Linked DNA regions of Homo sapiens: region 2 is linked to region 1. Evidence: chromatin loops called from intact Hi-C (ENCODE). Cell type or tissue: endothelial cell of umbilical vein. All regions are shown on one strand. Each heading gives the region's core, and the rest is flanking DNA. Links, peaks and the distances in the headings are about the cores only. Region 1 overlaps SYT1 (synaptotagmin 1). Region 2 has its middle 100 kb from the start of MIR1252.

Region 1 (15,417 bases), core at 3,423-11,422:
GAGCTTTCACTATTTACTCCCAGGCCATAAATAAGTCTCCCCATGAGATCTTTAGAGCAAAAAATAGTGATAAGAGAAATATTTTTGGTTGATGCTAAATATGCAGCATATTGAGTCTTTATTAAAAGATGATTAACAATAGAAAAATTAGGCTAAGTTGTGTTTTCAATTATTTAAATCCAGCTTCCTGTGTCTGAGTTGGAATGGATGGCTATTTTATTAAAAATGGAGCCTTAATATGCCAGACAATAATTATGAAGGGAAATATTCTATTAAATATCCTTGTAGTTAATATGTTCATATTAAGTTGCTATATGTAGCCACAATGATAACATGCAATCTTATCATTTAGGGGTTTTTGAAAATATTTACATTTTCTCACCCCATCTCCATAGTTAGCCTATAAGAATCTAAAGATAATATCCAATAATTTTGGGCCATTTCTTGCAAATCTTTAATGGGCATCAGAGAGTCAAACTGCATAAAGCAACACTATTTTTACATTTTATTAAATAATTGGCGCAGGTGTATATTTTCAGTGATACACAAGTTTGCCCATAACTTGAAGGAAAAACAAAGAGCAGACATCAAACCTACAACAAAGAACCTTCTAAAGGTCCAGAATAACAAATACTCTTTATTTATTTTATTTTATTTATTTTAATTGCCAAATAGTAGTTGTACATATTCATGGGGCACATAGTAATGTTTTCATATATATAATGTATTGTAATCAAATCAGAGTAGTTAGCATATTTATCATCTCAAACATTTATCATTTGTTTGTCTTGGGAACAGTCAATATCCTACTTGTAGCTATTTGAAATTATATCATATGTTATTGTTAACTATAGCCATCCTGTAGTGGTACAGAACACTAGAATTCATTCCTCCTATGTAGCTGTGATTTTATATCCTTAAACAAATCTCTCCCTACCTTCCCCTTCCCAGTCTTTAGTATCCTTTGTTCTACCTTTTATTTCTATGATATCAACTTTTCTTTAGCTTCCACATGAGTAAGAACATACAGTGTTTACTTTCTGTTCCTGGCTTATTTCACTTAACATAATGTCTGCCAGTTCCATCCATTGCCACAAATGACAGGATTCATTCTTTTTTATGGCCGAATAGTATTCCATTGTGTATATGTACCACATTTTATTTATCCATTCATCTGTTGTTGGACACCTAGGTTAATTCTGTATGTTGGCTGTTGTGAATAGTGCCATACCACTCTTAATATGCCAAATTGTGTCTTCATTTACCTTTAATCTATTCTTAGAAGACAGTATCTTATGAATTAATCACAGCTTTATTCCAAGAAGAAAGCTAATATAATAGCTACACTTATTTTATATATATAAAATATATATTTTATATATATAATAAGTATAGCTATATAATATATACATATATAAAATAAGTATAGCTATTATGTTAGCTTTCTTCATGGAAACATTAATCCAAAGACATATATATATATATATATATATATATATATATATATATATATATTATGCCTAGGTCCAAGTTAACCACTTTATGTATGTAATCTCATTTCATACTTAGAAGAACTTTATGAGAAAAGTACTATTGTTATTATCCTAATTTTATATGTGAAAAAACTGAGGCTTAGAATTTCTTTACATGTAAAATAAGAATGATAACAGTCCTTGTCAAAGTGACATTATGCATATAAAAGCACTTGGAACAGCGCCCAATACATAGGAACACACAGTAAATGGTCCTGTCATCATCATCATTATTATTCACATGCTAATGTCCTCTCTTTTTCAAGTTAACATTTTATTAGAAAATAGATCTAACAATAAGATTAAATCAGTATATAAATCAGTGCTGTCTAATAGAACTTTGTGATGATTGAAATATTCTATCATCCATGCTGTCCAATAATATGATAGCCACAGCTGGCCAATGAGCACCTCAGTCACTAATTTGACCAAGGAACGTTATTTAACTTCCATGTATTTAAATTTAAATTGATATAGCTAGATGTGGCTGGTAGCTACTCTGTAGTATAGGGCAGTCTTAAATGACCAAAAATAACCAATAACTCTACCATCTTTGTATTGGTTGATAGTTTTAAATACAACCTTTATCATATAAATTTTCACATGGTGTCAAATTATACATACTTATTTACTTTCAACATCTGTTACATAAGTAAATGCAGAGGACACTGGTTCCCTGTTCCCAATAACTTTTTCACTAGCCTGAACCAGCGGGCCCCCTGCTTTGGACCCACTCACAAACCCTCAAGACATCAATTTTTTCCAACGATTTATTTTGCAATATTTATTCAGTGAACTTTTTTGAGTTCTAAGACCTTATTCCTATGGAAACTAACACCTCCTGGCATTTAATTTTTTTAATTCCACAAAATAAATATAAAGCAAGGCATTGAGATGAAAACTCCCATTGAGCTACAATTCTATGCCTTTAAAATAAATATCCTTTTCAACTACAAACTGCAGAAAATGCAGGTATATTGAAAGTGAAGCACATTAAAAATAAGACACATGCTAGGTTTCTGGGGCAGCATTTCAGAGGCAATAGCGTTTTGTCAGGACAGACAGAAACTATGCCCAATATAGAATACATTAGACATGGAAATAATGAGCATTCCTTTGACTGTATCCCTCTTTCTCTGCTCCTTGAGTCACTTTGTTCTTTTTTTTTTCCTTTTTTTATAGGAGGCAACTTTTCTAGTCTTCACCTTTTTCTAGAAAAAAATAATTGAGTATTTCACATGCTAAAATAGGGTCTTAAGTTTGCCTTATCCTGAGGTTATAAGACAATCTGCCTGTCCTTCTGTCTTTCTCTATCCCTATGAAATGTATTATGAAAGAAGCAAAATATGCTAATTTCCAAATGCATGTGAGAATGTAAGCCCTTCTCCCCCAAATGTAGAAATAAACTACATATGCAGCTGGAAACATTAATCCAAAGGCTTCACAAGGATATTTTGTCTTGAATGCTACTAATCAATGCATTCCTAAGTGGAATAATCAAACTCTAAAAACTTCTGTTACCTTTGTGTGTCATGTCCCCCACCCCATTCATTACAATATGATTGCTTCCTGATAAATTTGCTTAGAACAAGCTCTAAGAATCAGTATAGCCCTCTTCTTTGTTCCAGAAACTATCCAGTGGATAGTTAATTCCTTTCACAATGGAATCACTCCAAGGGAAGATTGTCCGTTTTATTGACAATGTGTTGCATTTCACATTCTAAATTCCACTTGCAGAAGTGATTGTTTTCTCTGCTCTGAAGCTGTATATCAATGACATTTCTCATTTCATTAATATAATAAACCAGTCTCCAGCATATAAAGTCCACTAAAGGGCCCTAACTCAGCTGGTTCTTAATCTGGCCCTAGCTTTTATAATTACATTTTCTGCTACTTTCAACTCTGGCAATAAATGTTACATATTCCATTTATTTTAAACTCTTACCTTTACACTCAGCTGCTAGATTGAAACCATCACATATTCTGCTAAGTAAATTCATTACTTAGGAAGTAGAACTGAAATTTGCTTTTAAAAAGTATATATTTTATACCATAATGGTATAGGTTTGCTTTCATCAGTTCAATCATTCAGAAAAGGAAGTCATCAAATAAACTTTCAAAATCTGATGGAATCATTGAATAAATCCCGTGTAGCCTAAACTGATATTTCCATTTGATATCAATGCCAGATACATTGTAGTTACTCAGTAAATGTTTACTAAGAGAACGTATGGATGAGAAAAAAATATCTTTATTACTACTTTTTAACCATACTTTTCACTATACTATCATGTTTTATGCTCACAATCATATGATTAGTTGAAATTCTATATTAATTCTATATTAATTTTTTTGTAACATGCTGTCCCCCCACCCTTAAAATCAGATTATTGCACATGGTTGCCTTGGGAATTGTAATCAAATAGAGTGGGCTGAACACCAATGCCAGAACTTTCACTGATAAGACAACTGAAGCAAATGAATTTAGAGGTTAGCACAAGTTGACACAGACTCCATGGCATGGAGGTTCACAGCATAGGCTCTGAAAACCAAACAACTCATTCCTTAAACAACCTCAGACAGGTTATATAACTTCTCAGAGCTTCAAGCATCCTTACCTGTATAATGGCAATATTAATAGGATCTATTATGAGAAGTAACTGAGTTCATTCATGTAAAAGACTTAGTGCAAAGTATATAATAAAAATTAACGTTTGAGTATTAAGATTCAAGTCATTTTCATCCTCATCCTAGTGCTTGGAGATTGATTCTTCTATTTCCAATTCTTTAGCGCTCAAGGACGCTTTATAGTCGGGCCTTATCTCTAGAGCTAGATGATTCATATTCATTTCATGGCTTCTTTCAGAAAGTGCAGGTGGTGGTAACTGTTTTGGACTATGACAAGATTGGCAAGAACGATGCCATCGGCAAAGTCTTTGTGGGCTACAACAGCACCGGCGCGGAGCTGCGACACTGGTCAGACATGCTGGCCAACCCCAGGCGACCTATTGCCCAGTGGCACACCCTGCAGGTAGAGGAGGAAGTTGATGCCATGCTGGCCGTCAAGAAGTAAAGGAAAGAAGAAGCCTTTCTGCATTTGCCCATATAGTGCTCTTTAGCCAGTATCTGTAAATACCTCAGTAATATGGGTCCTTTCATTTTTCCAGCCATGCATTCCTAACACAATTCAGTGGTACTTGGAATCCTGTTTTAATTTGCACAAATTTAAATGTAGAGAGCCCCTAAGTCCTTCATCATACCACTGCCCTCCAAATCTACTCTTCTTTTAAGCAATATGATGTGTAGATAGAGCATGAATGAAATTATTTATTGTATCACACTGTTGTATATACCAGTATGCTAAAGATTTATTTCTAGTTTGTGTATTTGTATGTTGTAAGCGTTTCCTAATCTGTGTATATCTAGATGTTTTTAATAAGATGTTCTATTTTAAACTATGTAAATTGACTGAGATATAGGAGAGCTGATAATATATTATACGGTAAATATAGTATCGTCTGCATTCCAGCAAAAATATCAACTCGTAAGGCACTAGTACAGTTAAACTGACATCTTAAAGGACAACTTAAACCTGAGCTTTCTATTGAATCATTTGAGTACCAAGATAAACTTACACCACATACTTGGTGGGTGAATCCAATTTTGTAGAATTCCTACACAGGCAAAATAGCATGATCTGAGCAGCAGCATCCAGGCTGACCTCAAGGAAGCATAGCCACAAAACAGAATAGCACCTGTCTGTACATATTTACAAAGCTAAAATAATGGCTTCACTCTTATATTTGAGGAAGCAACTGAACAGGAGTCAATGATTTCATATTACTGCATATAGAATAACAACAAGGTGTTCCGTGTGTGTGTGTGTGTGTGTGTGTGTGTGTGTGTGCACATTTGTTTGGGGATGGGGGAGAAGAAGCTAAGGGGAGAAGTCAACATTTATGAAATATTGCCTGACTATTTAAAAAGAAAAAAGTAGCTCTCCATTATCACCTTTATACAAAATGTACATCCTGTGAATTCTGTTCCAGATTTCACACCTACAATAATTCCAAAAGGTTTGCACATTAGAGTTTGTAACAAAATATTTTATTATATAAAACCAGGTTAGAAGGAATGCAGGATATTTTTAACACAACAATCTGTGCTTATTACACAAAATTACTTTGTGGTAAACAGACAGTATTGTAATCCCATCAAAAGATGAAAGAAAAACAAAAACAAAAACCAACAACAATTAGCCATAGTTCTGAATGCACTTCAATTAAGCCAAAACAGACAGCTAGTGATCTTTTTATATGCTCTTTTTACTTAAGTTTTAATTTGTCCTTTAAAAAAAGGTGAAACAAACCAAGAACAAGTTCTAGAAAACTGAAGCAACCTCTTATGTATACTAGATGCTTGATTTAGGAGGAGTTTTTAAACGTTTTCAATGTTATTATGTAGTAAATGACACTATTATGAAGCTACTAGTCATTCCATAAGAGTCTTAAAGGACTGCTCTGTGTAACACTGTGACTGCCGTGTGTGCTTAGACCCGTAGTTTCCTCAGTGGATAGCACTCAATTTATTCCGTAGTGATATTGTAACAATACTGCCATTCCCTTCTACTGCACTGCCCAAGGTGTGTGTAGCACAAACAGTTCTCATTACAAAGGACCAATTCAGAACTGAAAAGCTATGCATAGGACAAGGAAGATACATAGAATGGGGTGGAACACAGCATTTTGTCAAGCACTGTGCAATATTCCATATTTTTCCCCACTATGGTAGACAACCATTTCGTGGAAGGGCAGCCTATTATCCCACACTGCATCTAGCCTTTTGTCCCATTCACTTCTGTGATCCATTTTAATTTCCAGGCCACAAGACAGTAGTGATGCTCTGAAATGAAAGTTTGTCTTCACAAATATCAAAACAAAATGGAGGAAAACTAAGCATTGGCCTCATGTTCAGTCTTCAGGATATCACACCACGTCTTTTCAAAAACTAAAGAGAATTCAAAAAGGGCTGATGGTAGGCTTTGAACATGGGGTTGGCTGTTTCCCAGTAAAACTGGAATTCCTGTCGTTACTGTTTCCTTATCAAAGAAGGGGCAAGCTCTTTTGCCTTTTAGGCCAGACATAGCAAACGCTTTATAATTGGCATAGACATAAAGGATAAAAGGAAAATAACCGTCTGCCGATGGTCCGTACTTCTTAAAAAACATAGGTAATAGAAAATATACACAAGTCAGAATGTGAAATTAAATAATGGTTTGAACAGAAAATTCAAACAAGACTCTTTCCAATTTAAAGGGCCAAACCCTACCAAAGAGAGGGAGTTGACTGGCTTTTAAAAAGTATTTAAATACCACAAATGACATTTAATTTCACTGTATTCAGCTTTAAGTTGTTCACAATGAAACCACACTTTCAAACAAGCAGGTTCAAGCTGCTGAATAGACATTATTTCTTGCATTAAAATACCACTAATGCATTCTCTTGCAACACTGCCAGACATGGGATTGTCACCATAGAATTAGTTGGTACTATGCCATCTTTCACTCTTTCACAAGTCAGTGATGGAACCTGCTTTATGACCAAGATTCATCCTCAAATAAGCCACATGTACCCTTCTGACAAAGCTGTGTAAAGTATTAGAATCTGATGCTCTAGAAAGATCCTAGTTGCCTTTGTGTATATTTACTGCCTGCTTGAGTGTTTCTATGTGTGGGTTTTCCCTGTATCTTGTAGAAATGTTGGGGTGTTTTCCTCTGCCATATGGCTCGTGGCCTGCGAGCCAACTATTTCAGCTGTATTTTACCTTCATTTTTGATGAGGTGATTTAAATTTTGTTTCACTTTGTGTAGTGAATTCCACAGTAGTTTTCTGATTGTTGTTAAAAATGACTTAACATATTACACAGATATTCAATAAAAATGTTTTATTTCCTGTTGATGTTGCTGCGTTCCCACTCTTTTCCTTGCCTGACTCTGGTGGTAAGCCAATGGCCTATTGACTTTGGGGGACTCCTGGAAGCAGCAGCAGCTAAACAAAACTGCACTGAATGCCAGCATCTGAGTCACATCTGAGTACAGAATAGCTAGAGGGAAAACAACACCCGGGAGCATTTGGCCATGACCGCGTGGTGTTCCTGGGCAGTGTCATTCTCAACATGTGTTTCTCTATTCCTGTGTGTCATCAGTTCATCTGGCGTACTCTGAGGCTTTTCACTTTGCCCAGCATGTGTCCTTCAGGGTTTTCACTCCAGAACCCAAGTCACACAGCTTCTCCAGAATGGGACGGAAAACAAAACTATTTAAACCCCAGTTTCAGAGGACAGTATGACACATTAAATTCTATGCCTACTACGATCGCTATGGGAAACAAGTAAATACTTTTCCTCCACTAAATTTAACATTTATCAAGTGCCTACTGTACTGGACGCTGAAGCCCACAGTTTCAGGCTGATGTAAATACGCTATCCCAATGCACTGTGATGTGGGCTTAAAAGTAAGGGTGTTGGGTCCCTGAGGACTTTTTTTTTTTTTTTTTTTTTTTTTTTTTTTTTTGCGGAGTCTCGCTCTGTTGCCAGGCTGGAGTGCAGTGGTGCGATCTCGGCTCACGGCAACCTCCACTTCCCGGCTTCAAGCGATTCTCCTGCTTCAGCCTCCCGAGTAGCTGGGATTACAGAAGCCCGCCACCACGCCTAGCTAATTTTTGTATTTTTAGTAGTGACAGGGTTTCACCATGTTGGCCAGGATGGTCTCCATCTCCTGACCTCGTGATCCACCCATCTCGGCCTCCCAAAGTGCTGGGATTACAGGCGTGAACCACTGTGCCCGGCCTATCCCTGAGGACTTTTACTGGATCAATCGTAGTAGATACCATGGTGTATCACCATGATCCCCCTTCAGCAGAGAGGTACTCTTGCTGCAGCTGCTGGAAGTGGTGCTTGCTGACAGCTGACAGCTGTGTTCCTCTGCGCTCTACAGAAGGAAGCTGTCTCACCTAAGTTTATGCACCCTCCCTGGGAGCAGCCCACAATCGGCTGCTGATTTCGGAATCTCTGAAGCGCCATCTCAGTTTCATAGCCCCAGGAGTTAGTGGAGACTGCTTTCGCAACTGCACTGCAGTTCAACTTCTTTCTCTGCCCTGTTGGTTTTCTTCAGTGTTTTGCAGGTGTTGCTCCTAAGAGCACTTCCTCCAATAAAACCCCTTCATGTACAGTTTCATCTCAGAATCTGTATCCTGGGGATCCCATCCCACAGCACATTCTTTGGGGAGGAGATATCAAGAAGAGTTTTCTAGAGAGGATAACACAGCGAAGTACTAAAGGAACTGGCAGGAGTCATCCAAGTAAGGGAGTGAGCAAGACTTCTGCAAAATTTATCTCACTTGACAAGTGTATTCATGATGGAGTCTTTGAGGTTGGCTGTATTATACTTCCTTCACTCAGCTCTATCAGTCATGGCCAAATAAAAATAGGAACTAAACCCAAACTGCTAAGACAACCAGTGGAAAGATCACTTAATAACTATACACTGTGAGGAAGCTGCTGGCGAAGGGTTCAAAATCTAAGTTTATAAAATGAAACTTAAGGCACAACTGGTTTAGAAATTTAAAAAAAAAATCAGCATTAAACAATCACAATCGTTTGGTTTTCAATGGTGAGGATTCTGTTTCTTAAAATGCTCTTGAAATTTGATCCAAAACTATTTAAAGAATATTTCTTAATGAATTATCAAAAAGAAAAAACTCACTTCATCCTTTTTCAATGTCATTTTCCCAAAAGGTTTGAAGGTCTAATATAAATACATTAAAGATATTTATTCGGTGTACTAGCCAGGAAAACAAAACCATTTCACATATTTCAGTGAGAGATTTTAAGATAGGAAAGTGGCTGCATAAGGGAGAGCTGAGAAAGCAAAGCAGAGACAGTAGAGTAACCCAGAGATTAGTACATAGCAACTCTGGGGCTGGGAGAAGAAAAGAGAAAATGTAGTATTCATGGAGCCCGAGACTGGAAAGGAGGGGCTGGAATCTTGGAGAAGGTTGCATGGAGACCCCATGATTCTAGGACCACAAAAGGGTATTAGGCCCACCCTGGAGGTGAGGGAACTCCCAGAAACCGCTGATCCAGTCTGCTCACTATTGCTAGAAGGAAATTGATAGAAGCTGAATGCAGGAAGATAATCTCTTCTCCTCTTCTCCTTTCCACTACAACCAGTGCTTCCCATTGGCAGAACCAGCTGGTAAGGGATTCTAGGAAAATAGTCTGCAAAGGCTCAGACCCCACCCCAAGTATATAGCAGAGTACAAAGGTGGGAATGAGAACAGCCAGCAAATGATCAGTGCATTAGGAAACCTGTTACCAGCGGCAAACACTTTTTAAGTGCTTTCATTTTTCCCACAGAAGAGTCAGATGTTTCTGAGTCACACAAGTCATCCCCCACCTGATAAAACATGCATAGGAAATCACATTCTTATTCTATTTATGCAGAGAGTTTACTCTTAACAGATTTGAAAATTCCAACCATGATTGCAGTTACCTTCCACCCCGACTGCAACACATCTTTATTACATATGCACAGGACTCTTTGATGTTTAGCAACTGATTTAGGCTGCACACAAATCTCTACCATAAAACTGTCACACGGTGACTTTGGAATAAGAAGGTGAAAAAGCAGGAAAATAAAAATGAGAAATAGCCTGGTACTAAATGTACAAAAAAATTTTCCAAAGCATACAGAGTAAGAATTATGCAAGAGGAGCCATCAAGAGAGACCCAGAAATAAAAGCACCATGCAAACATGCTGATGATTTGTGGAATCTAAGTTCTAAGGCTGTTATATACATTTTTAAATCCGCATTTCAACGGTATTGATTTCTTCCCTCCCCACTTCTTCCCACCAATGAATATCCCCAAAGTTGTCACATTCATCTTTCCCTGACAGTAACTATCCTGCCAGCCAAGCCTATCCCCTGTGCAAAATATTCTTGCCCCTACCAGGGCACACACAAGGTTAAGAGGTATTTTATACTTAGCAAGTTGGGACTCACTTCCTTTTCAGCTGTCCACTTTAACTCTGTCAACTTCCTACCTCCTCTGGACTCTGCAACGAAGTGCTGACACCTTTTATAGGTAAGAATGTTTGAGTTGCAAATGGAAGAAATCTAAATCAAGTGGTATTAAGGAAAAAAGAGAGAAAGAAAGGTAAAAAAGTAGGAAGCTTTAGAGAAAGAGATAAACCACTGGCTCACCTAAACCAGGAAGTTCAACGCGGATGATTACTTTTAAGAACAGCTGGATCAAAAGCCACAGTGTCATCATTTTCTCTCTCATTCTCCTTCCCCATAAACTCTGCTATCCTTAGTATTGACTTCATTGCCAAGCTGCTATGTCTCCATGTAGCAACAGGGAAGACCCTTGGCAGCTTCACACATATTCTTCCAGCTTAGCAGGCTTGCAGGGAGTGTTTGTTTCACAATTATACCACCAAAATTCCCAAACCTGACTTGTATGACTGGGTCACATGTTCTTAAAACAATCCCCATAGCCAGATGATGATACAGTATTTACTTCAGCCAAAACTAGGCCATGTCTCTAGACCCAGAGCCAAAGAGATAGGGGAAAAATAGCTCCTCAAAAGAAAATAAAAATGATATTAACAAACAAGAAAAGTAGATACCAGGCAGACAAAAACAGCAAACAGCTACACTTTGATTCCTGGTATACCACCAGCCCTAAGAGGAGGGACAAACTCAGGTGATAACAGCATCCTGGTCACTCCTCCTTTTACTAAAAACACTATTAGAAAGGAAATTGTAAAAGTGTGTACCACCTTTCAATTATCTGAAAATTTCCACTTACTTTCTTATTTATTGCCGGGAAAATCAATCACTTGCTATATCTTTTAACAGATTTTTTTTTTTGAGACAGGATCTTGCTCTGTCACCGGGCGGGAAAGGGTGATAATATCTGCCCTGTGATATGGTTCATGATATCCAGTGGGGGAGAGGGTGATATTACTTGCCATATCACTGGAGGTGTACAATCCTATGTAATATCTACCTTGGAATTAGGAATAACGTTTTCCTAGAATATTTCTAATAAATTCACAGGGTGTACACCTACTATGACATTAGGCGTAACATCTCCCTACGATATTACCAATAATATCACAAGGTGTACAGCCACTGTGACACCAGGAGTAACACCTCAGTAGGATACTATGAATAGCAAGCATTACACTGTGACATTAGGTGTACACTGTGACATTAGGTGTAACATCTCAGTAGGATATTACAAATAATATAAATGGGAGTACACCCCATGTGATATTAAGAGTAATATTAATATTGCTTGGATATTACAAATAATATCGATTAATATTTATGGTAATAATTATTAACACATTATTTGTAATGCCCTAGGGTGATTTTATTTCTAATGTCACAGTGTGTGTACACCATGTGTATACACCCTGTGATATTATTCATAGTATCCTAGAAAAATGTTACTCCTAATGTCACAGTGGGTGTATACTGTGTGTTTACACTCTGTAATATTATTCGTAATATCCTATGGGGATGTTACGTGGGTATACACTATGTGATATTATCTGTAATATCCTGGGGGATGTGACTGTTAATGTCACAGTGGGTGTACAAGATGTTTTTACATCCTGTATTATTATTCATAATAACATAGGGGGATGTTACTCTTAATGTCACAGTGAGTGTACACAATGTGTGGGTACTCCTAGTGATATGAACCATAATATCCTAGGGGGATGTTATAACTAATGTCAGAGTGGGTGTACACCATGTGTGTACACCATGTATGCACACCCTGTGATATTATTTGTAATACCTAGGCGGATGTTATTCCTAATGTCACAGTGGGTGTACACTAGGCGTATAAAATCTGTGATATTATTCATAATACCCTGGGGGGGTGTTACTCCTAATGCCACAGTTGGTGTACACCATGTGTGTTCACCCCGTGGTATTATTCGTAAAATCCTAGGGAGATGTTACTCCTAATTTCATAGTAAGTGTACACTATGTGTGTGCACCCTGTGATATTATTCATAAAATCCTAGGGGGATGTTACTCCTAATTTCATAGTAAGTGTACACCATGTGTGTACACCCTGTGATATTATTTATGTAATTATAGGGGTATGTTACTTTAATGTCACAGTGGGTGTACTCATATAGTGTACAACCTGTGATAATATTCGTAATATTTTTGGGGGATTTTACTTCTAATACCACAGTGGTATTACAACCTGTGTGTACAACCTGTGATATTATTTGTAATATCCTAGGGAGATATTACTTATAATATCACAGTGGGTGTAAACTCTGTGGTATTATTTGTAGTATCCTAGGGAGATATTACTTATAATACCACAGTGGGTGTAAACTCTGTGGTATTATTTGTAATATCCTAGGGCAATATTACTCCTAATATCACAGTGATGACTTGATAACCTAGGAGGATATTATGCCTAATGTCACAGTGTGTGTACACCCACTGTGATATTATTCTTAATATCCTAGGGAAATGTTACTCCTAATGTCACAGGTGGTATAACCTGTGATATTATTCGTAATTTTCTAGGGTGATGATACTCGTAATGTCACAGGGGGTATACACCTTGTGATATTAGTCGTAATTTACTAGGACGGTGTTACTTTTCATTTCACAAGGAGTGTACACTCTGTGATTTTATTTGTTATATCCTAGGGGAATGTTATTCCTAATGTCACAGGTGGTGTATACCCTGTGATATTCGTTATATTCTAGGGTGACGTTACTCCTAGTGTCACTGAGGGTGTACACCCTGTGATATTATTCATAATATCCTAGGAGGATGTTACTCCTAATGTCACAGGGGGTGTACATTCTGTGATATTATTATTTTTGTCATAGGGGGATATTACCCCTGATGTCACAGAGGGTGTATGTCCTGTGATATTACTGGAAATATCCTCATCAGATGTTAGTCCTAACATCACAATGGGTGTACACTCTGTGATATTATTCATAATATCCTAGGGGGATGTTACTCCTAATGTCACAGGGGTTGTACTTCCTGTGATATTATTTGTAATATCTTAGGTGATATTACTTATAATGTCATAGGGGGTGTACGCCTTGTTATATATATTCATAATTTTCTAGATGTTGGTTACTTTTAATGTCATAGGGGATGTACACCCTGTGATATTATTTGTAATATCCTAAGGAGATATAACTTCAAATATCCACCTGGGTGTACATAGTGTACACCCTGTGATATTATTCATAATATTTTAGGATGATATAATTCCTAATATCACCATGGGTGTAAACCATGTGTTTACACCCTGTGATATTATTTGTAGTGTCCTAGGTAGTTATTACTTATTTTATCAGAGTGGGTGTACACTCTGTTATATTTTTCATACATTTTAGAGAACTATTACTTCTAATATCACACATATGGTGTTCACTTCTAATTAAAACACATATGGTGTACACCCTGTTATATTATTCGTAATATCCAAGGGAGATTTTACTCACAATATCACAGTTGGTGTACACCCTGTGATATTTGTTCTAATATTCTAGGAAGATATTACTCCTAATATCAAAGTGGGTGTACACACTGTGATAATTTTGGTAATATCCTAGGGGGATGTTACTCCTAATGTCTCTGGGGGTGTACATCCTGTGGTATTATTTGTAATATTCTAGGGGGATGTTATCCTAATATCACAAGGGTGTACATTCTGTGATATTATTCATAATATCCTAGGGGCATATTACTCCTAATGTGTACACCCTGTGATATTATTCATTATATCCTAGGGTGATGTTACTCCTAATGTCACAAGGAGTGTACACCCTGTGATATTATTCATAATATCCTAGAAAGATATTACTCCTAATATCACTGGGGGTGTACACCCTGAGATATTATTCATAATCTCCTAGGGGAATGTTACTACTAATGTCACAATGGGTCTACACCATGTTATATTATTCATAGTATCCTACTGGAGTGTTACTCCTAATGTCACAGGGGGTGTACTCCCTGTGATATCATTCATAATATCTTATGGGGATGTTACTCCTAGTGTCACAGGGGTGTACACCTTGTGATATTATTCGTAATATCCTAAAAAGATGTCAGTCTTCATTTCACAGGGGGTGTACATGCTATGATATTATTCAAAATACCTTAGGGGGATGTTACTCCGAATGTCACAGAGGGTGCACACCATGAGATATTATTTGAAATATTTCAGGGGGATGTTACTCCCAATGTCACAGGGGGTGTATACACGGTGATATTATTAATAATATCCTAGGGGAATGTTACTCATAATGTCACAGGGGCTGTACACCGTGTGATATTATCCATAGTATCATAGGAGAATGTTACTGCTAATGTCACAGGGAGTGTACACCCTGTGCTATTCTTCCTAATATCCTAGAGGAATGTTACTCCTGATGTCACAGGGGGTGCTCACCCTATGATACAGTTCATAATATCCTAGGGTAATGTTACTCCTAATGTCACAGCAGGTGTACACACATATTTTTTGTAACATCCTAGGGGGATGTTATTCATAATGTCACAGGGATGTCCACCATGTGTGCACACCCCCTGTGATATTATTCGTAATATCCTAAAGTGATGTTACTGCTAATGTCACAGGGGGTGCACCCCATGTGTGTAAACCACCAGTGATATTATTCATAATATCCTAGGGAAATGTTACTGCTAATGTCACAGTGAGTTAAACAATGTGTGTACACCCTGTGATATTATTCGTAATATTTTAAGCAGATGTTACACCTAATGTCACAGTGGGTGTACACCATGT
Region 2 (15,417 bases), core at 2,745-10,744, 70 kb after region 1:
AGGTTTTTCTGCTTCTCCCCTGATTTCTGGTAAATTCAGGATGGTATTCTTGTCTTGGAGTAGTTTCAAGTTGCATTTTTGTGGGGCGGGGAGAGATGCCATGGGACCTTTTATCTCACCATCTTGCTCGTATCATCTCCCTCCCTCCCTCCCTTCTCCCCTCTCTCTGTCTCTCCCTCTCTGCAACTCCATTCTCTGCGGTACTCTGACCCACAGATTCTTGCTACTTTGGCCTCCCCAAACTGTAATCTGTCTTTTCACTTAATGGAGAGTGCCAGGTTCTATTTGGGCCCCCTCCCTGTGCTGTGTCCTGGAAACTGCCTCCAGGCAATAAGCTGGCACAGTCACAAATCTAACCTTATTTGTTTTCCTTCTCCCAGAAATATATCTCTGTGCTGCCTATTATCCAATGTCTGAAAACTGTTGTTTCATATATATTTTGCCCAGATTTTTAGGTAAGGTAAGAAAGAAAATCTTTTCCATTTATTCCACCCTGGTCAGAAACTTCTCAATGTAGCTTTAATTTACATTTCTCTGATGCTGAATTCTTGATCAAAGAGTATACGCATTTCAAATGTTGCGAATACTGCCTACTTGCTCTCCAGAAAAAGTGTTACAAATTTATATTTTAAGAATTTTCGGGCCGGGTGCAGTGGCTCACACCTGTAATCCCAGCACTTTGGGAGGCCAAGGCGGGTGGATCACCTGAGGTCAGGAGTTCAAGACCAGCCTGACCAACATGGAGAAACCCCGTCTCTACTAAAATTAGCCGGACAAGGTGGTGCACACCTGTAATCCCAGCTACTTGAGAGGCTGAGGCAGGAGAACCACTGGAACCCAGGAGGCGAAGGTTATAGTGAGCCAAGATCATGCCATTGCACTCCAGCCTGGGCAACACGAGTGAAACTCCATCGCAAAAACAAAGAAAAAAAAAGGAGTTTTGGAGAGTATTTTCTTACATTCAGGACAATCCCAGTGATTGCCAATCTTAAAACATTGGATATGGATAGGCAGTGATCGGAATAGGAAATACAAATGCCTTTACACATATGAAAACATGCTCAACCCAATATGGAATACAGAGACCCAAAGCACAAAATTAGGAAAAAAAGTAACTTAGTGGAAGGAGAGACCATGCAAAAACAGAAAATATCAATATGTTTTGTTTTTTCAGATAGAGTCTCGCTCTGTCACCCAGGCTGGAGTGCAGTGGTGCGATCTCAGCTTCACTGCAGCCTCTGCCTCTCAGGTTCAAGCAATTCTCCTACCTCAGCCTCCCAAGTAGCTGGGATTGTAAGCGCCCGCCACCATGCCTGGCTAATTTTTGTATTTTTAGTAGAGATGGGGTTTTGCCATATTGGCCAGGCTGGTCTCGAACTCCTAACCTCAGGTGATCCGCCCACCTTGGCCTCCCAAAGTGCTGGGATTACAGGTGTGAGCCACCACACCCAGCCAAACAATATGTTTTTGATCAGAGAAGATAATGCATTCATAAAAGAAGACGCTATTTTTTAAAAGAGACATTTCTGAGAAAAAAAAATGCTCTCATAAATTTAAAATGTGATCACAAAAGTTAAAAAAAACAACAACAAGAAAAACCCCAAGAAACAAAAGAAGGGTTGATAAAAGTTCCCATAAGTTGTACACTCACACACACTAAAGGACAAAGATATGGGAAATAAGAGGAAAAAAAAAAAAGATTAAAAAAAAATAATGGAGCCAATCCAAAAAATCCAGTGCTTACATAGTAGGAGTTTCAGAAACAGAGAATATAGAGGAGGAAATTATCAACAAAATAATTCAGAAAAATTTCCCAAAACTGAGATACTAGATTGAAAGAGTCCAATGAGTGCCCAATACAGTGGATGAAAATAAGAATGAAACATATTATGGTGACATTTCAAAACACTAGGACCAAGAGAAGATTCCGTAAGTTTCCAGAGAGAAAGGGAGAGGAAGAGGAGGAGACGGAGGAGGAGGAAGAGGACAAAGAGGACAGTGAGGATGAGGAAAAGAATGTGGTGACCATACAAAGAATCTGATATGAGAATAACATTGGACATCTCAATAGCTATACTGAAGCTGGAAGACAATGGAAAAATGACTTCAAATGATATCCAACTTAAAATTCTATACCCAACCAAATACCAAGCAAGAGGATGAAGGTGGAATACAGGCATTTTTAGGCATTCAAGATCTCAAAACATATATATATATATATCCCATTAACTCAACATTAAGTGAAACTGATGAATGTGTTCTACCAAAACAAGGAAGTAAATCAAGAAAGAGGAAAACAGGATATTTAGGAAAATAGGAGATCCAACACAAAAGGGAAGCAAATGGAATACCCAGGAAAAAGTGAAGGATGATCCCAAGATTACAGTCATACAGTAAGTATAGAGTCCAATCAGAACAGTGTTATTCAATTGACTGTCATATTAAGAAGTATCATGAGCAAGATTCTGCTTCCTTTTTGCTATTATTTTAATCTGAGGACTGAATGCCCAAATAAAGCCTGGCCCAGATTTTCATATATACTTGGCTTATTTGAATCATGTGCAGATGCATCTCTTCGCTCCACACCCTGACTCTTGGATTAGCTAGGAATACTAATTTCTCTCCCGTGAAATGTTTTGCTTTGACCTATTCCTGAAAGTTTGAGGTAGGCCATAGTGAGCTCGTAAGCAGAAAATACAATGCAGCCTTTTCCCCTATTCCTATTGGACATCCAGTACCTGAACATCCACATTCCTTCCAGATACCTCAACTGTGCTAAACCCTGTTTCACTGCATTCACTCATGACCGTGTCCCCTGACATCCCAAAAGGGGCTGAGGCCAGGCTATAGTCTAGTGATTCTGCACAAGTTGTTTCCTTGGAAGTTTTCATCTAATAGTGGCAATATTGACTTTTCCTTACACAGCTAAGTTTGTGCTTGCTACTTAGTTTCTTTAAAATTAAACAATGTTTTCTTAAATTATACAAATATAGGTGGTACAGCTATACAGAAAAACATCATAATAAATACAAAACTCGTATAGCATTTCCTTTGGAAGGGAAAAAATGAATGCAATTAGGAAGAAACACAGAGCTTTTTCTAAAGTGTCAGTAATATTTTGATCTGGTTGGCATATACACAGCTTTTCATTTCCTTTTTATTTTATTATTATTATTATTATTATTAATATACAGAGTCTCGCTCTGTTGCCCAGGCTGGAGTGCAGCGGCACGGTGTTGGCTTACTGCAGCCTCCGCCTCCCAGGATCAAGCGATTCTCCTGCCTCAGCCTCCTGAGTAGCTGGGATTACAGGCGCTCGCTACCATGCCCAGCTAATATTTTTTGTATTTTTATTAGAGACAGGGTTTCACCATGTTGGCCAGGCTGGTCTCGAACTCCTGACCTCAGGTGATCTGCCCACCTTGGCCTCCCAAAGTGCTGAGATTACAGGCATGAGCCATTGTGCCCGGCCAACTTTTCATTTTCTAATTATTCTTTAAAATGCATGTATATATATATATACACACAGATATGTACATTTTATATACTCTTCCATGTGTGATATACTTCACAAACTTTACAATAAAAAAGAAAAAAACACATAACAAACAATATTCATAACTGGAAAAGTTGGCCATAAAATTGAATGCATGCTGTGATTACAACTATGTGCCTTATGTGACTAGAGGGGAAAGAATGGAAGGCAGTTATATCTAAATAAGAACAGTGAATTACATTTAAAAAATTACACATAATTTTCTCACAAATGCAACAGTTTTCAAGTGACTCCAAATGCATTATCCCATTTGGTCCTCAGCATTCTGTGAGGCAAAGATTTTTAACAACCTTCATATTAGTTATGAAGCAGAGGGCTCACATAGTTTAACAAAGTTTCTCCATAATCTGACAGCCAAGGGTAGTGGGCCTGGAATTCAATTCTCAGTCTTCTGGCTTTAACTTTGCCCTTTACTCTGTCCTCCATGCCATACAACATCTCTATACCATGCTATTTTCCTACCTTGGTCAAGTGACAACTTACTAAAGCTCAGCTTCTTCATCTGTAAAGTAACAATAACAATGATAGGGCTTCATTCAGAGTTATCAAGATTAAATGAAATAAATCATGTAAAGTACTTAGTATAATACCTAGCACATAATAAGTGCCCAATAGCTGTTAAGTATCAGTAATGGTAATGTTAAAATTAAAAACTAATTAGTTGAGTTCAAGTACTATTCAACTAAGCATTAGGCATGCAAGAAAGAATATGAGCTCACTGTCCAGAACAGACACATAAACAAATTCAGGAACCTATGGGAATGATGGCAGTATACAGAGGATGCTATGGGAATAGGGAAAAGGAACATTTGGATTGAGACTGGCTGGGTAAAGGCAGATGGGGAAGGCTTCCTTGAGATGTTACATCCTCTGAGATGTACAGCTGAATTGGAAAGGATATCTGAGATGATCATACTATCCCCTCAACCTCCACCTGAGAAAAGGAGACATAATGATAGTTAGAGTAGAGGCAAGGATATGACTATATTCAGAGTTTAATATTACCTTACTGAGGCCTACGATGGCTGTTAAATCAAAGGAATAAAGACAAAAGATCACTTTTGACAATTAAAAGATAACCAGCATTAAAAATCTTGAACATTTACTGGGGATTAGATAATATCAAGGAAGTGTTAATTTTGTTGTGTGTGCTATGGTTACAATTTTTATAATAATAATTTTTAAAATGTCTTTATTAGAAATAGAGAGTTCAGTTTCCATAGTTATATTTAATTTATACATTTGGCCCACAATGCAAATGAGATGGAGGGAGTCAGGATTATTAAAAGAAGTATCACAAGAAAAAAATCACCAGGAATTCAATGAGAAGAATAATTTTATCTGTACTTTTATATTTTTTTGACATTTTTATAATACAAAATTTAAATTTAAAAAAAAGTCAGCCAGGTGCAGTGGCTCACGCCTGTAATCTCAGCACTTTGGGAGGCCGAGGTGGGCGGATCACTTGAAGTCAGGAGTTCGAGACCAGCCTGGCCAACATGGTGAAACCCCGTTTCTACTAAAAACACAAAAATTAGCCAGGCATGGTGGCACACACCTGTAGTCCCAGCTATTCAGGAGGCCGAGGCAGGAGAATCGCTTGAACCCAGGAGGTGGAGGTTGCAGTGAGCTGAGATCATGACACTGCACTCCAGCCTGGGAGACAGAGTGAGACTCCATCTCAAAAAAATAAAATAAAGTCACTAGTGACCTTGATGGAAGCCATATCACTGCTGTGGAGAGAAGACAGATGGCAAAGGATCAAGGAGTGCATGGGTGAAGAACTATGAAGGCAATGAGTCTAGCATGACTCAAGAATGTGGGCCATAGCTCAATGGAATATCGGGTTGAGAAAGCATAAAGAGTAGATATAAATACATAGATATATACAAAAATAAACATACTTTGGCTAATTCTTTTTTTTTTTTTTTTTTTTGAGACAGGGTCTCACTCTGTCAGGCAGGCTGGAGTTCAGTGGTGCGATCTTGGCTCACTGCAACCTCTGCCTCCTGAGTAGCTGGGACTACAGGCGTGCACCACCACGCCTGGCTAATTGTATTTTTTAGTAGAGACAGGGTTTCACCATATTGGCCAGGCTGGTCTTGAACTCCTGACTTCGTGATCCGCCCGTCTCAGCCTCCCAAAGTGCTGGAATTACAGGCATGAGCCACCTTGCCCAGCCTACTTCGGCTAATTCTAAAGGAAAGCTAAACACATATGTAGGTCTAAAGAGATCGTGCCATTGCACTCCAGCCTGGGGGACAGAGCGAGGCCTGTCTCAAAGAAAGAAAGAGAGAGAGGAAGAGAGAAGGAAAGGAGAGGGGAGGGGAGGGGAGGGGAAAGGAGGGGAGGGGGCAAAGAGAGAAAGACTGAAAAAATAAAAGAGAAGGATGATAGATTAAAAACCCTGATGACAGGCATGGGTCCTAAAAGGGGAGGGGATTCAACTGTTAATAAAAGAGCAAAAGAAACTATATTCAAAACCTCATCCAATGGGACAAAATCTTCAGCTTTCTTTCAGCCCAATCCCCCACTAATTTCAGGGAGACAGCAGCCATTGCCATTATGGTTGGGATAGAGCTATTTTGATGGAAGACCTGACACACTGGAGTTGCCAACAAAAAGGAGAGAAAGCAACATAGCTACTCAGAGTGAAAAGTTTCATATTGAAAGACTGGCATTGGGGTGAATCATGCCATTCACCCACAGCCCTGCTGTTCACCACTAAGTTTAATCAGACTTGTTCCAGCAAATGACCTACCCACACCCTCAGGTCTCAAGTTCGGGAAAGGCAAGAGGTCTGACCTAGGTTGGAGTAACCCAAAAGGGTTAATATGGACTCAGCCTGAGGTAACTGGGGCAGGGTTGGGGACTGGAGGTGTCAGTATCCATGTCAGAGAAATTCTAAGTTCCAAATTCAATAGGTTTTTAATCTCAGGGGTCAGTCCAAACTTAGGCCAACTTTGTTTTGGTTTGAAATAGCAGCAGGCTGCTTAAATGGCTACTCACTAACAGTACTCATGCTATTATTCTATACTAAATTCAATGATGCAGGAATTTCGGCTCACCATTTCTCTGTAATTGAATTTCCACACTTACCCCTAAGTTGGCCCCACAGCAGGAGAAAATTATTTCCAAATAATCATCATAAGAAAAAAAATTAATTTCAATAAAGGAATAAAATTATTCCTCTCCTGTATGCAAACAAAAAAAAATTTCCTTCCTTTCCGCCTACACCCATACAAAGACGTATCTGAATCAGCGGTATTTTGAGAGCCAACAATAACTCCCAATTGTTAAGGAACTCGAATTCTACTAGAATAAATCATTTTCCTAACAATGCCATGCAACTGAAACTATTTGTTGCACTCTTTAGTTGTCTTAATAGGACATCATTAAAATTCCCTTTTCCATTCACTACTTGAGATGCAAAGCCAGGGAAATGGTCCACTACGTGTGGGTAAAGACACTCTAATTAGTGTTATTGTAACCCGGTTTCCTGCCCGTGGATATGCTAAATCATGTGAACTGCATGAATAGCGAAATACAGTGGCAAGTGTTTCAGATCTGCCTGCTGTGCTGAATCTATATTCTGCCTCTAATTAGAGCTACAAAGATTTCCTATATACAAGCCTACATTTCTAACTCTCCACTTGTTATTGACTCTTCCCTGAAGCCACCTCACCCCACGGTCCTCTCGGCAGTGCTCACTCCTGTGTATGTTTTTTATTCCCTGGAACACAATCCATTTCCCCTGGCCAAGAATTCTCACTGACAATACCTGGAGAGCAGAGTTATTCTCAGAGAACAGCTTGCCCAGTGCCAGGCTTCATTTGTCTTTCCCTATGGGTCATTTATCACAGGAAGGTGGCCTGTTGAGGTAAATCCCGATTGAAAGCCTGTATATTCTCCTATGTGCAACCTGATTCCAGCACTGAGCAAAGGAAATTATTTTGCACCCTGCACACAGGGTGCACCAGTACAGAAATGAAAAAGTCTCACCAGCTGGCAATAACACATGCCCTCTCACTGTCTTTGGAAGACAGTCTTCAGTTCTTAGAGAAGAGCAATCACATAGTATGGCGATTTACATATGCTACCTGAGATTTCCCCCATTCCAAAGGCTTTAACTACCTTAACATCAGAACCCAACGTCAGAAGGTCAGGTTCCTAAACTTAGGTATGTTCTTACATCCATTTCCTCACCCTTTCCCACCTTCTCTCCATCCTGTTGAACTTGATGTTACAGGTAGAATCCATTTATAAACAACTCAGGTACATTTATTCTACATTCAGTAAACATCTGTAAGTTGCTGGTATGCACCAGGCACAATGGTAATAAGTAAATCCAAATCATTGGAGGAAAGTAGAATTCTGATTCTGAAGAATTATACATCACACTAATACAAGCATTCATTATTGATTTTCAATTTTTAGGGTCTATCTATACACAAAACTTCAACTCGATAAAAACACACAGGGCAGCATGTGAATGTTAACAAACGTGACAATGTAAAAACACAGATGACAGAGTCTGGGAAGTGGAAGGCAGGAATCATTGTTCATGGGAAGGGTTGGGGAATCAAGAAATAATTTCTAGGGTCAATGGAAGAATTAAAAAAGGAATAAATAAATTAAACCTATGGAGTTAATTATAGCAGACATTATTTGTGCCTGTCCTATTGCTACCCCCCCTTCTTCCTCCCTTCCTACTGCTTTTTTTGTTGTTGTTATTGTTAGCAGAGGCCAGTTTTTACTCATGTCTCCACATTATTCTTTGCGATCGGGTCATGAGCTCAGAAGGATTGAGGTAAATCATGATTATTGTAGATTATGGTAATGGCACACCCCTTGTCAGTCATGAATAGTGGGTATATGGCTGGTTTTAGTCGGAGACATGAGGAGGAATCTGCGCTGGGCTTCCAGGAGTGCTAGAAAGGAAGAAACAGCCTCTCATATTCTTTTAGACATTATCTGAATTAATTAATCTTATAGCTGACTTATCTTGGGATGTGTTATTGCGAGAAAATACATTTTCCTTACTGCTTAAATATTGAAATTGATTTTCAATTACTAGCAGTGAATGTACCTTTACATAAGATAAACCACTGAGGAATTAAAAATGATGATTTAACTATACTGGAAGGAAGGAGAAAAGATGGGGGAGGAAATACAAGTGAAGAAAACTTCCACATAAATAGTAGAAAGTCAGTAGATAATAGACATATAACTGATTTTTTTTTAAAGGAAATGAAGTAGTGGTATAATACTATTTAGAGAGATGGAAGTAGTCATCAAAATAAACAGGAGTTAAAAATGGGACCAGAATTGAGGAGGGGAGTGGTGGGTAAACGTTGCTTTCCATTATTAAGTCCTTTTGCACTATTTTATTTTTAAACTATGTGCATGTATTATTTTGATAAAAGTTTTAAAATTGACATAAAAAAGAAAATGAATTTAAAATCACAAATTAATTTCCTTTTCTGGAGGCACTAGAAAGAAAGAAAATAGGAATTTTTCTCTGAGACAAATCAGCAAGTTAATAGAAGTGCTTTTAACCTAGGAAGAGTTCCAAGGGCTCCAGTGCTTTTCCTTGTGCTATTAGCGCAGTAGCGTTCTCTTTGTGCAGATGTGGATTAGGCTTTTGGCAGTGAAAGTGTTTGAAACAGGAAGAGATAAAGGAGCTTGGAAGGCAAATAAAGATAAAAATCCCCTAGCTACAGTCTAATCCGTTTTTCTCTCCCCATCCAAATAATGCAAATGACACAGATTCTCAGATTCCATTTTGTGTTTGTCTGCCTGTTTGTTTTAGAGACAGGGGTCTCACTATGTTGCCCAGTCTGGAGGGCAGTGGCTATTCACAGGTGCAGTCCCACTACTAATCAACATGGCAGTTTTGACCTGCTCCATTTCTGACCTGGGCTGGCTCACCCCTCCTCAAGCAACCTGGTGGTCCCGAATTGGGAGGTCACTACATTGTGGCCAAACATAGTGTGGACACTCTATCAGCATAGCACACTACAGCCCAAAACGGCTGGACCCAAGCGATCCTCCCACCTCAGCCTCCTGAATAGTTGTGATGATAGGTGTGCACCACAGCATCCAGCTCCATTTTGTTATGAATTAGATAACTCAGCATGCTGGATTTCTCCCACCAATTTTCTCCAAACTAATTTCACTCTTAAAATTACAACAGAAAATTGTCTTGGTTATCTTGACAGTCTCCTCAGGGATATGAACACAGATCACCCTTCAAAGTGGATCTCCCACACCTGTTTGACGTTGTTAACTAAAAGGTACTAATGCCCTAACTTGAGCAACCAGCAGTGCTTTAAATCAGCCAGACATTCCTCTTCAATAAATCCCAAAGCCTCCAAAGCTACAATTGTGTTCTCAGGAGAACAGAGTTACTAAAACAAGTTCTAGGAAGAGGACAATCCTATAACTTCCAAAGTCCAAGAGAAATAAACATTTAACTTCCAACTTTATTCACTTAGTGATGTCCCATTGAACCCACTGGTCAATAGGCCATTTGCTTTAAGTTGTTTTTCAGTAATGCAAGCCATACATATTGGTTTAAAGTCAGTTAAAATAAATCCTAACCTGAATCTACTGAAGTCTTCTTTAACTTATTACAATATTAAATATGTCTTTATCTAGCCATGCATATTTCTATGAATATATCCTTCAGAAAAACATACAATATTGTACATTGCAGCATCTTTTCTTGAGGCAAAACTTAAAACGGAAACTGGAAACAATCTGAAAGTCAAATAGCAGGAGACTAATTGAATATATAATGATGTAATCACCTTATGGAATATCATGCAGCTATAAAATCAAAAACAAACTAGATAGAATTCCATGAATTGACAGAGAAAGGCGTTCATGATATGTTGTTACATATATAAAAAGCAAGTTGCAGAAATATGTGCCCAATTTCATTCTATTTTTCTAAGAAAAGGTATGCATTCTTTTTTCATATAACTGAGGGAAGGTATGAGAGGGTATATAACAAACTATTAATGATGATCATCTCAGTGCATGGAATTAGAGCACAGTCGAGTTTTACTTTATATACTAGTGAATATTTTGAATTACCATATCAACCATGCATTATTTTGCATCAAGGGAAAAAATAAAATTCGTCTGTTGGGAATGTGAGAAAGTTATCAATCCTTCTTTCCAGGACACTCCTAATATCACAATTTAATAAAAATATATCCAGTTTTTTCAATATCTTCAGTAGATAAAGATTTTACAAACTTCTGTAATTTTGTCATAATACTAGTTTTGTTTATCAAAAGGCTCAGATGTATAATATAGTAGGTAATTCACATACAGTTACTTATCTACTCCTCTACTAACAGCACAGGCTCTGTTATGTCCATTTTACAGATAAGAAAACAAAATAACTTAAACAAGATCACATAATTCTAGAAAGTAGCCTAGCCAAGATAATAGACTGGAAAGCAGACCTAAGTGGAAAGCTAATGTTCTTCCTAACACTATACTAGAGCTATTAGGCACATACATCTAAGTTAAATCAATCACTTCATTTCAAATTCATTTGTAAATGAAAATAGCATACTATGGGGATCTAAAAAACCTACCTTTTAGAGTTGTTTAAAAAGGATCAAAGTGTTTAAAAAGGATCAAAAGAGTTTTCCCAGTCTTCAACAAATCCCTCTTCTTCTACTCATCACACTCGCCTCCTAAAGAAAACTGTCCTTCATGAGCCACCATGTCTTCTGGTACTCAAAGTCATACTCTTCCTTCCTTATATTCTCCTTCAATCTGTTTTTCTTTTTTTGAGACGAAGTCTTGCTCTGTCACCCAGGGTGGAGTGTAGTGGGGCCATCTCGGCTTACTGCAACCTCTGCCTCCCGGGTTCAAGGGATTCTCCTGCCTCAGCCTCCCGCATAGCTGGAATTACAGGCATGTGCCACCACACCCAGCCAGTTTTTATATTTTTAGTAGACACAGGGTTTTGCCATGTTGGCCAGGATGGTCCTGACCCTCCCAAAGTGCTGGGATTATAGGTGTGAGCCACTGCGTCCGGCCTACCTTCAATCTGTTTTTCAAAAATTACCTGAGTGAAGTCTCTCCAAATTCTCTAGGTTTCTCTAGACTTGATACCTGATCAGGGATCTTCAATATTGAAGATTACCTCACGACTTCTAAAAGCTAAGATTGTATTCATGTATCAGAATATCCTGCAGGTGTGGTGTTATGTTTTGTACATTAACAAAATAAAAAATATTGCAGACTCATAATCATTTAACTCTAATATCTTTTTCAGCTCTACTTGCATATGATTTGTCATTCCTGGCCTTGAATTTGTAATATTTGTTAGCAACTCTATCGGGCAGACAGTGGCCAACAATTTTTACAGGGAAATGCTCATTACAGCAAAAGATGAAAACTCAGTAGGGTTTAGAAAATGCAAAGCATAGTAAATAAGAAATGGGAAAATGCACTAGACATCAGAGAGGAGGTAGCTCTGTCCCCTATTGTGTATCCTGAGACATAACTGAATTTATTACTGATGCTGTATTCCCACACAGTTTCAGTGACCAGAAGTGCTTTTCATCCCATCTCTGGCTGGTCCAAAGATCATACTCTCCAGGGACCTAGTACTTCATAATAATGATTCATTATTTATTCTAGCCCCAGGACATTTCAAATGAGTGTTTCAAACCACTGCTGGTTATTATATTGGATTTAACTCTACTGATGCATTTATTGACACCACAGGATCCACCGAAATGCAGCAGTCTCCACAGCTCTTTGAAAGCTGCATCTTTATTTGATTTTCTTTCTCAAATCCTGAAACCTAGCACAAGAATCTTTCTATGATAATTAATCAAAGTAAACGTATTTGGCGAATTAATTAATAAATGAACATTTAAACAAACTAGCAGAGTAAAATCTAATGACTTTAAAGTTTTAAAGAATTAATTATTTTTCTTAATGAGCATAGCAAACATTTTCCAAGCCCATGCCAAAATAGCCATGAAGGTAGGAGTGGCATCTGGTGTTACCTGGCATACTGAAGAACTCAATTAATAGTTGCTGAGAAAATGAATGACAAGCTAGATTATCAAAACAAGTTATCTTATTATTTTTTCTTGATATTATACAAGTGCTATGGAGTAGAAACTGGAAACATGTCTGCTCCTTTTTTATCTACCTTTAACCTTTCTGCCTGGGATCACTGCTACCTGAGTCACAGTGTCTATATATCCTACAAATAGAAAGAGACATAGGTCATCAGAGAGAAAATTCAGAAGGGTGCTTCCAAGTCATTTCCAGAAAACCAGCCTTCAGGATCAACAGAAGAAAAGGAAACAAAATAACACCCCCCCACCCCATCCCATATCTCCCTAGAGCATAGATGCTGCTAATTGGAAAGGGTGCTTTAAACCCTGAAGAGAAACCTCATCTGGAGTCTACTACAAGTAAATCTTCACAGCTGCATTTGCTTGAGCCCATAAGAAAGGATGTAGAGGAATGAAAAGAAGAGGCTGTTAGTGTAAATGGTAAACCACATACAGTCATGTGCCACATAACATTTTGATCAATGACAGATCATATTAATGATGGCGGTCCCATAGGATTATAATACCGTATTTTTACCACACCATTTTATGTTTGGACACACAAATACTTACTGTTATGTTACATTTGCCTACAGGATTGGGTACAGTCACATGCTATACAGGTTTGTAGCTGAGGAACAAAAGGCCATGCCATAGAGCCTAGGTGGCCAACATGGCAAAACCCTATCTCTACTAGAAATACAAAAATTAGCCGGGTGCGGTGGTGGGCACCTGTAATCCCAGCTACTCGGGAGGCTGAGGCAGGAGAATAGCTTGAACCCGGGAGGCAGAGGTTGCAGTGAGCCAAGATCGCGCCATTGCACTTCAGCCTGGGCAACAGCGCAAGACTCTTTCTCAAAAAAAAAAAAAAAAAAAAAGAAAAGAAAAGAAAAGAAAAGAAATCACAGATATCTGGTACTGATGTATCACCCAGGCCACAAATTGCAGACTACTGGGTATCGGAAAACAAACTGTCATCTGAAAACGTCTCCTGAATAGATACCACTAGTTAAAAAGGTATTAATGCAGCTTTCTAATTACAGTAATGAAGTAGTTTACAGCAGAATGACTAATTCCTTTGCACAAATATGAAGGGAACTCTAGAGAATTACTTTACTATAAAATCCCCCTTTCTCCCCAATGCCACCAGCAGCCTTAATAATAGTACCACCATCTACTCATTGCTCAGATTAGAAACCTAGTAGTCATCCTGAGTTCTTCTCTTTCACATCCAATTCATTTATAAGTCTTGAGAGCCCTGGCTACAACAAACGTCTCTAAACTGACCATTTCTCACCTTCGTTGTTACCACCCTATTTTAAAGCAATTAACAGGTCTCCTTGACATCACATGTGCCATCACATTGGCAAGGCAACCCATTTGGCCATTTTCTTCACAGCAGACAAATTAATTTTTTCTAATTACATCAGACCTCATCCCTTTCCTGCATAAAACACTCAATGACTCTTCATTGCAACATGAATAAACTCCAAACTCCTTACCATGGCCAAAAACGCCTTCAGTGACCCAGCCTCTGCCTTCCTCTTTAGCCTCATCTCCCTGAGCATTCTCCCTTGTTCACCCATCCCAATCTACTGGTCTTGTTTCTATCAGACATGCTGAGCTCAATCTCTTTACCCTCAAAATTGTCAAATGGTTGCCTTTTCCCCAACATTCAGACTTTAATTCAGATATCATTCTTCTGAGAGATCTTTTTTTTTTTTTTTTTTGAGATGGAGTTTTGCTCTGTCGCCCAGGCTGGAGTGCAGTAGCACGATCTCGGTTCACTGCAACCTCCACCTCCCAGGTTCAAGCCATTCTCTGCATCAGCCTCCCGAGTAGCTGGGATTACAGGCGCCCACCATCACGCCCAGCTAATTTTTTGTATTTTTAGTAGAGACGGGGTTTCACCATCTTGGCCAGGCTGATCTTGAACTCCTGACCTCATGATCCATGTGCCTCGGCCTCCCAAAGTGCTGGGATTACAGGTGTGAGCCACCGCGCCTGGCCTCTTCTGAGAGATCTTCCTTAACCAATTTAGTCAATCTGTAATGCATCACTTTATCTTATCTTCTCATGGCTGCACTTTTATCATTTGTCTCCTCCCACTAAAGTGGAAGCTATGTACAGACAAGGAGTCATCTGTGTTGTTCTTTTCTCTGTCCTCATGAACACAACAGTTCCTAGCACAAAGTATGCATTAGTAAATATTTGCCAACTAACCTAGTACCACCATAAAAGGATATTCTTCTCCAAATAACAAAGCTTCGTGTTCAGAATTAGCACACCTGGAAGCTCCATTTTGAAAAACAAACAGCTTATCTCTTTGAAAGGAATATTTCAGACCACTGTGTGATACGATTTGCATCCCTAAGCAAAGAAATGACTTGTCATGGGCAGACACTATAAGTAGTTCATTTTTCATTCTCACTGGATTAAGATGTAAAAGTCTGATTTCAACATCCTGAGACCTTCAAACTAAACTTGATGAATTATTTCCCTTCTCTGGTCAATGGATAAACAGAAACTTCTTGTCAATTCTCACTATAATTTACTGAATCTTAATCTTTGGAAATCTGTTTGCTCCATCTTAGTGCAGTTACAGCTCCACTGTGTGGAAAAACAAGGGAGACAGGCAATAGAATATAGGTATGTTACCTAAGTGACCAGTGAGAAAATTTGGGAAAGTGTGTATAAGAGATTATAATCTGTAAAAACATATGCACAAAATATCAGAATGATAAAGAGTATTTTATTCTT

What was found. Hi-C counts contacts between places; a loop is a spot of excess contacts. Peaks named below come from ENCODE experiments on the same cell type or tissue, not always from the same donor. Only the 100,000 strongest peaks of a DNase experiment are listed, where the experiment ranks them.
Region 2: it touches region 1 in a loop (2.0-fold over the local background); 2 of 110 quality-filtered maps call a loop at or near these places.

The regions. Positions count from the first base shown.
Region 1 is chr12:79,444,520-79,459,936 of GRCh38, forward strand. SYT1 (synaptotagmin 1) reads left to right here. Exons shown (of 11, transcript NM_005639.3): 11 at 4,399-7,489. The coding sequence ends at 4,605. Among named protein-coding and RNA genes, the nearest start is that of MIR1252, 33 kb to the left of the region's middle. In endothelial cell of umbilical vein, for the core only: no CTCF peak of the experiment used is centred there; DNase peaks (open chromatin) are centred at 7,632 and 10,062; H3K27ac peaks cover 3,851 bases.
Region 2 is chr12:79,515,508-79,530,924 of GRCh38, forward strand. No RefSeq gene overlaps it. Among named protein-coding and RNA genes, the nearest start is that of MIR1252, 100 kb to the left of the region's middle. In endothelial cell of umbilical vein, for the core only: no CTCF peak of the experiment used is centred there; DNase peaks (open chromatin) are centred at 6,974 and 9,194; H3K27ac peaks cover 2,177 bases.